2 separate regions of the Homo sapiens genome follow, and region 2 is linked to region 1. A link is an interaction called in ENCODE POLR2A ChIA-PET data of the cell type or tissue named here. Cell type or tissue: A673. All regions are shown on one strand.

Evidence for each region. ChIA-PET counts read pairs that join two places held together with the same protein. Peaks named below come from ENCODE experiments on the same cell type or tissue, not always from the same donor. Only the 100,000 strongest peaks of a DNase experiment are listed, where the experiment ranks them.
Region 2: POLR2A ChIA-PET joins it to region 1 with 5 read pairs; 3 of 35 experiments call an interaction of 5 or more read pairs at or near these places.

Annotation. Positions count from the first base shown.
Region 1 is chr16:19,604,915-19,608,914 of GRCh38, reverse strand. VPS35L (VPS35 endosomal protein sorting factor like) reads right to left here. Exons shown (of 31, transcript NM_020314.7): 10 at 641-737. Among named protein-coding and RNA genes, the nearest start is that of VPS35L, 51 kb to the right of the region's middle. In A673, no CTCF peak of the experiment used is centred here; no DNase peak of the experiment used is centred here.
Region 2 is chr16:19,776,015-19,780,014 of GRCh38, reverse strand. The region is part of intron 6 of IQCK (IQ motif containing K); the gene reads right to left. Among named protein-coding and RNA genes, the nearest start is that of IQCK-AS1, 12 kb to the right of the region's middle. In A673, no CTCF peak of the experiment used is centred here; a DNase peak (open chromatin) is centred at 2,394.

The DNA of each region.
Region 1 (4,000 bases):
AGACTAAACTATCCATGAATAGAAGTAGGCGGGTCTTAGGAGATGGGGACCACAGTGGCCCTCAACAATCCAGCGAACTAAGGTAGCTTATGGTTTCTACATATGGTTTTCAAAGTTTCATACTTATTTGAAATAAATTGTGGGAAATGTTATACGTTGATTCATAGTTGCATGCTGAAATATAAACTGGGTTTTGAGCATTTCTAATCAATGCTTTATGGGGAAAGAAAGAACTTTAGGTAACTAAGATGGAATTTATGTATAAGTCAAATTATCTGTTCTTCAATAGTAGCATTTGCCCTGCAAAGCTTGACCCTGTTCTTTCAAGTTCTTGGAATCAGAGAAAACACAAATATGAAGCATTTTAATTGAGAGAATTAAGGTGGGAATGTTCCTCAAGGAAACAAATGCTTGACACATGGCATCGTATTCAAAGTAAAAGACAAAAAACTGGAAAGAGCAAGAGTCCAAGGGTTTCTACAATGTGGCTTGCCCTGTATGTGTTTTCAGGCTAGCAACCGTAACGGGACCAAACTTTCAATAAGAATGTCAGGGCATCCCATCACATGGCTTCTATTAACAGTACAATTCTTTTAGCCTATCTTTAAAATCATCAGACCAAAAAAAAAAAAAAGGATACAATCTTGGAATGAGTTCCCTGATGGAGGCAATCTTGAAAAACCAATTTAGGCATGTTTCCTTGGCCGTGTCATTTGCATTCTCTGGAGAAAAGTGATCTGTAATACAAAAAACAAGATCCATCAGCCCTCCTAAATCTCAGGATCTGTGTGAGTCCCTGGATGGGAATACATTACCCTGGAGCAGAAAAGGGGGTGACTCAGCCTGTTTCTTTCCTTCCAAATATCACTATTAGGAAGTAACTGATGATAACAATAGTTTACACAGACACAGGCTTTCTAAGTGCCAAGTGTCGTTCGCAGTGCTTTACAGACAGCTCACCTGATCCCATATAGCAACCCTCTGAGGTACGTAGTTTTATTATCTTATTTTACAGATGCAGAGACCAAGGCACAGAGGAATGTAGTGACTCACCCAAGGCACACAGCAAGCAAATGTAAGAGTTAGAATTCAACCCAGGCACTCTGGCCCTGCGGCCGACATTCTTAGCCACTGCCTCTAATATAATCCAGAGGTTCTTGGTTACCTACCAGTCACTATGACAACATTGTTGAGAATTCCAGATGCTTTACGGACCTGCGACTGCAACATGAAATGTGATCTAAGCTTTTGCTCTACACATCACAATGGGCCAGAGGAAGGTAAAACAAGGCCTCTGAGGTGAGAAACCAGCCAGAATTATGTTGCCGGCTCACGACTGGCTCCAAGAGAGTCATCTTGTGAAACTGCCAGTTTACTCCATTAGCTATTCTCTTCCTCTTTAATAAAAGAACTCGCATTTTCCTGCAGGACACAGGGCCATCCTTGCAGCTAGGTGTGGTCACGTGGGTCAAGTTCTGGTCCCAGGATATATAAATAGAAGGGCAACTTCTGAGAAGTATCTTTAAGGAAAGGGGCTTGCCTTCCCTCACTTCTTCTTTCTGCTCACTGACTGGAATGCAGACATGACAGCTGGAACCTCTGCAGCCATACTGACCATGAGAGCAACAAGACAGAAGTGAGGATCCTTGGTACCAGGGGCTAGCTGGCCCATCGGCCCTGACCTTCATTACTGTTATTTTGAGTTTTCTGGAACTGGTACCCAAGCTTGATTTTGACATACATATTTTTAAACAGCAGAAATTTATTTCTCACAGTTCTGGACTTGACATACATCTTAAGGAATGGAAGAGAATATGGAGAAATGAAAGAAAAAACACAAAACTTACAAACACCATGAAGGCCTTTGTTAACCTCTCACATGGAAATGATTTCAGCAAAGATTAGAGCTCCATCCCACCACTGGATGTTTTATACTTTTAGGATTAATTCAAAAAGGGAGAAGCTGGCCAGGCACAGTGGCTCATGCCTGTAGCCCCAGCTACTTGGAAGGCTGAGGTGGCAGGATCAATAGAGCCCAGGAGTTTGAGGCTGCAGTGAGCTATGATTGAGCCACTGCACTCCAGCCTGGGCAGAGCGAGACAGAGTAAGACAGAGCAAGACCTTATTTATTTATTCTCTAAAAAATGAATAAATAAATTAAAAGGGAGAAGTTAGTTACTTTAGAATATAGCAAATGATTCTTAGCTTGTTGGCTTTCATCCTGTTTTGCAATGAGTCATTTTCATCCCTGATTCTGTCATTTGGTAGTATATGAAGGTGATCAAAATTCCCATAGAATCAGCAAAAAAAGATAAACCTCTAGGTACTTCTCTAGCAGAGAACAGTCACTAATCACTGCAGATATTTTGAAATTGCAATCTCCTCACTCTATTTTTGGATGTCTGGCATGCTTCATTCACTTGAGAACTATTTGCTTACCATTTTCAAAAGGATGGGAAATGACCATTTTCCCCTTTCCAGCCTAGATCTCTACACATGAAGTAACTTTTTTTTCTACTTTCAAGAGATCCAGACAGGAAAAGATAGCAGTTATTCTTACATTCATTTGTCAATCTTCTCTTTGGGGAGAGGGAAGAGCAGTGTTAATTTCCCTTCATATGACTGAATCTTGTGGCTTAAAATCCAAAAGCAAAAATAGGTCTCTGAGGTCATCTACAAAATCTCTCACTGTCTAGCTGAAGGAACTGAGATTCAGCAATGGCTAAAACAAACTGGTTCAGGTTGCCTGAAAGAGTTGGAAATCAGGCTAAAGGCAGGCTGCCTTGCATACACGCATTGACTACAAGCTATACGACAATCTGCATACACCAATACAGAATCTTTAGGCTTTCCTTCCAGCTCAAGAGATAATTTAGGAAAAGGATTATGTTACGTGGGACTTTAAAATCTTACAGCAAACTAAATATTATATTCCTTTACTTCATGTGCTCAACACAAATGCCTTAAGGGCCAACTAAAGGTGGTGTTCCAGGCTTTGGGGAGATAACAGTGCACAAGGTAGATCCTATCTTCATGAAACTTACATTCCAGTGGGGTGAGACAAATGCTAAACAGGAAAGAGAATAAGCAGGCAAACAAATAAGATAATATCTAACAGCAGTAAGTACTATTAAAGATACTAAACTAGGTATTGGAATAAAGAGTGACTTGAGTGTGATTTAGGGGAAGGGGCTCATTAGATGTAGTGGTCAGAGAAGGCTCCCACAGAGGCAGCATTTGAGCTGAGCCCTGAACTACGAAAGGGAGCCAGCCATGCCTAGATGTGGAAGAAACATATTCCAGGGAAAGAAAACAGCAAGTGCAAGGCCCTGAGGTAGGTATAACCTCACTATGGTCAAAGAACAAAAAGCAAGCCAATTTGCTGAGCAGAAAGGGGAGCAGCCAGCATGACAAGCCAGTTCATACAGGGCTGAAGCCTTGGTGAGGAGTTTGAGAGTTTTTCTAAACATAATGGAAACCCCCTGAAGGGTTCTGGGCACAGGAATGGCAATGACATGACACAGTTTAGACTTCAGCACTTGGGCTGCTACATGGGGACTCCTTCAAAATCTGGAAATTAATTCAGAAGACACTTCAATATAACAAAGAACAGAGATTTTTTTTCTAGCTCCCACTTATTTTTCTTTTATGGTGCTGCTTTTTTTCAAACCTGAACTTCTGTGGGTATTTTAAGAGAAGGCAGGAGACCAATGAGTCTAGTTCTTTCATTTATTTGCCAAGTCTCTACCCTAGCAGCGAGAGGTCTCTTTACGTAACAGTGTTATAGGGATTGGCACCATCTTAGTTAGCATGTGCTGGAAAGGCCAGGTCAGTTAAGGCCACTGCTTATCCCGATGTGGCCCACATCAGCCACAGGGGAAAACTGAAGATGGGAATGCTGAGAAGATGGTGATGGGAACCATAATACAATAAACCCAAATTATCTCTCCCAAGCTGGAAATAAAATGATTTGACTTCTCAGAGTCGATGGTCTCTTTAT
Region 2 (4,000 bases), 170 kb before region 1:
GGGCACGGTGGCTCACGCCTGTAAGGTCCCAGCACTTTGGGAGGCCGAGACGGGTGGATCACGAGGTCAGGATATCGAGACCATCCTGGCTAACATGGTGAAACCCCGTCTCTACTAAAAATACAAAAAATTAGCCAGGCGTGGTGGCAGGTGCCTGTAGTCCCAGCTACTCGGGAGGCTGAGGCAGGAGAATGGCGTGAACCCAGGAGGCGGAACTTGCAGTGAGCCGAGATCGCACCACTGCACTCCAGCCTGGGCGACAGAGCGAGACTCCATCTCAAAAAAAATAAATAAATAAATAAAATAAATAAATAAGTAAAAATTAAAAAAATACTTGTGATTTAAAAAAATAACGAGGATAAATCCTAATGGTGAAATGAGATGATCTAAAAAGAGAGAGTGACCAGAAAGTTATGGAATTGGGCCAAAAAGTATTAAAGAGCTGCTATCCAGATGGCAGATGGAGTCAATGTAATATAGTGTGGTGGTTAGTGGGAAAAAAGAAAAAACTTTTCATATTTTTATTCCCAATAATTTGTGATTTTTCAGTGTACTCATTAAATTTTCAAAAGAGAACTGTTATTTCCCCTACTCTGTTTCAGTAAAGGGATCCCATTCAGCCAGTTGCTCAGGCCTGAAATCTCTGTTGCATTCTTGACTCCTCTCTCTCCCACAACATCCAATCCATCAGCAAGTCTTCTTGGTTCCAACCTCAAAACATGTCCCAAATCCAATTTATTTTACTTCCTCCTCTCCATGAGGGCATCATCTCTTCACTGTAGTCACCTCCCTGTATGCACTATTAGGTTGATTTCAGTGAATACCCCATCCAGCTGCCGGACTGATCTTTTTAACAGATACACTGAAGGCTGGGTGTGGTGGCTCACGTCTGTAATCCCAGCACTTTGGGAGGCTGAAGTGGGAGGACTGCTTGAGGGCAGGAGTTCGAGGCTGCAGTGAGCTATGATCGCACCACTGCACTCCAGCCTGGGCAACAGAGTGAGACTCTGACTCAAAATAAAAATTGTGTGTGTTGTTTTAAGCACCAACTTTGTGGTAATTTCTCGCAGTAGCCCTAGGAAACTCATATACTAATTCCCATCTTATGATCCTTAACTTAATCACATATGCAAAGTCCCTTCTGCCATATAAGGGAACATATATATTTACAAGGTCTGGGAATTGGATGTGGACATCTTGAGGGCACTAAAAGGAAAAACCTTTGTTTCTCTACTCGCAAGACTTCTGACACCAAATGTGTGGGTTTTTCACACCAAGCAGTTCTCCAGCTCTCTGCAGATACCAACTGGGCATCCTACAATTTATTTTTTATTTTGTTTTTATTTTTATTTTTTTTTGAGATAGGGTCTCACTCTGTTACTCAGGCAGGAGTGCAGTGGTATGTTAATGGCTCGCTGCAGCCTCCATCTCCCAGGTCCAAGTGATACTCTCCCCTCGGCCTCTGGAGTAGCTGGGACTACAAGTGTCTGCCATCACACCCAGCTAATTTAAAAATGTTTTGTAGAGATAGGGGTCTCACTATGTTGCCCAAGCTGGTTGCAAACTCCTAACCCTAAGCAATCCTCCCGCCTCGGCCTCCCAAAGTGCTGGGATTACAGGCACTACAATTTAATTTAACTCTGACACTAACTGCCCACAGTTAGTGCAGACCCCACAGAAGGCCCACAGGGAGCCCACAGGATAAGGGCTTAGTCCCACAAGAATGCTCTCCACTACAGATGCCAGTCACAAGGAATGGGTCTCCAGGTTACTCACACTTCTGTCTGACTTGGCTACAAATTGGGGGCTCCCACAACCCCCTCCTCAAGTTCGATAATTTTCTACAACAGCTCATAGAACTCAGGGAAAACGCTTTACTAAATGGTGGAACTAAGATTGGAGCCCAGATGTGCCTGCCATACTGCTTCGCACAGGCTCTCTGAACTGGTTCTCTTTTTTTTTGAGACAGAGTCCTGCACTGTCACCCGGGCTGGAGTGCAATGGCGCGATCTCAGCTCACTGCAACCTCTGCCTCCCGGGTTGAAGCAATTCTCTCACCTCAGCCTCCGGAGTAACTGGAACTACAGGTGTGCACCACCACGCCCAGCTAATTTTTGCATTTTTTTAGTAGAGATGGGGTTTCACCACGTTGGCCAGACTGCTCTCGAACTCCTGACCTCAAGTCATCTGCCAGTCTTGGCTTCCCAAAGTGCTGGGATTACAGGCGTGAGCCACCGTGCCCGGCCCTGAACTGGTTCTTAAACAGCCATGGAGAAACAGCAGGAAGAAAGAACGGAAGCAGTACTGAGTGCGCCTGAGAAAGGGCCACCCACATGTCAAACCTCCAGCAAAAGAGAGGCACTAGAGAACTTATACATCTCAGCACGTCCCAAATTCAGGAAACAGCTTTCCTTCCTCCCTCTATTTGAAGATGAATGTGAATATAAAAAGCAAAGACGATTTACTATCCTCTTGGGACTCTCTGGCCTCCGAAATTACTGACACAGAAGAAATCTACTCTTCTATAAGACAAAATAAATTAAAAGGATTTTTTTTTCTATCAAGAGGGCATGACAACAAATTTTCTGCTGTGCCACCATTTAATTATAATCTTTAGTACGAAATGCAGTTTTTTGTGCCACTCTGAAGGTAGGAGCATTTTCAGTTCCACTATCAGCCTCAGCACAAATAGATCATCAAGCGACTGGAGCTTGTCCTCAAACGACACAGTGACACTTTTGTTTTCACCTCTGTTTTTGGTCACAAGATACCTTTCATCAACATGAACATATCATAGGTTCCCCCAGCCCCCCACCTTTTTTTTTGTTTCAAGGATAAAACTTAGCTGAAAAGACATTTCACCCAAAGCAACCTTTTCTTTTCAAAAACACAATCTTTGTTTCATTGAAGGTCTCAGTTTTAATGATGTCTTTCATGAGCCTTCCCTTCTGGGACATGAGACCAGAAAGGCAGTGGTGCACTTTTGCTCTTCGTGCTCATTTAGTTATTTATTTTTGCAAATGAATCTGACCAATTCTCAGGGCCATTCTTTTTGGCCAAAATAGAAATTTAAACTTTTTCTCTTCTTAATGTGCTAGAAAATAATTTCATTGCCTCTGATTGGCTGGTTGAGTCACGACTATATACTACAAAAGAGGATGGTGCTGGATTAATAAACAGGACTAAGGCCGACGGGAGATATGACATCATCTACCCCTGTTAAAAGGTAAGAACAAAAACACCCTCATCACACTTCAATTAGAGTACGTGGCAGATCGTTTTTTGTTTGTCTGTTTGTTTGTTTTTGAGACGGAGGCTCGCTCTATCACCCAGGCTGGAGTGCAGTGGCACCATCTCGGCTCACTGCAACCTCTGCTTCTCGGGTTCCGGCAATTCTGCTGCCTCAGCCTCCCAAGTAGCTGGCGTATTACAGGCGTGCACCACAAAGCCTGGGTAATTTTTTTGTATTTTTAGTAGAGACGGAGTTTCACCATGTTGGCCAGGATGGTCTCAAAGTCTTGATCTCAGGTGATCTGCCCATCTTGGTCTCCCAAAGTGCTGGGATTCTAGGCGTGGCCACCGTGCCCAGGACATGGCATCTTTCAAGCTGTCTCACACAGCCAGGTTTCTCCCAGTCTCAGTACTGATCACTTTAAGGACCAGGTGACAGAAGGGGAAGTAGAGCAGAATAATTAGCCACACTCTTAACAGTGCATAGACTCTGCAGCCAGGTTGCTTATGTTCAAATCCTGCCTCTGCTATGCACTGGCTTGAGATCCTGGGCAAAGACTTAATTTCTCTCTGCCTCAGTTCTTTCTTAGAAATATGCCTGTGGGCCAGGTGCAGTGGCTCATGCCTGTAATCCCAGCACTTTGGGAGGCCGAGGCAGGTGGATCACCTGAGGTCAGGAGTTCATGACCAGTCTCGCTAACATAGTGAAACCCCATCTCTAATAAAAATACAAAAATTAGTCAGGCATGGTGTTGGGTGCCTATAGCCC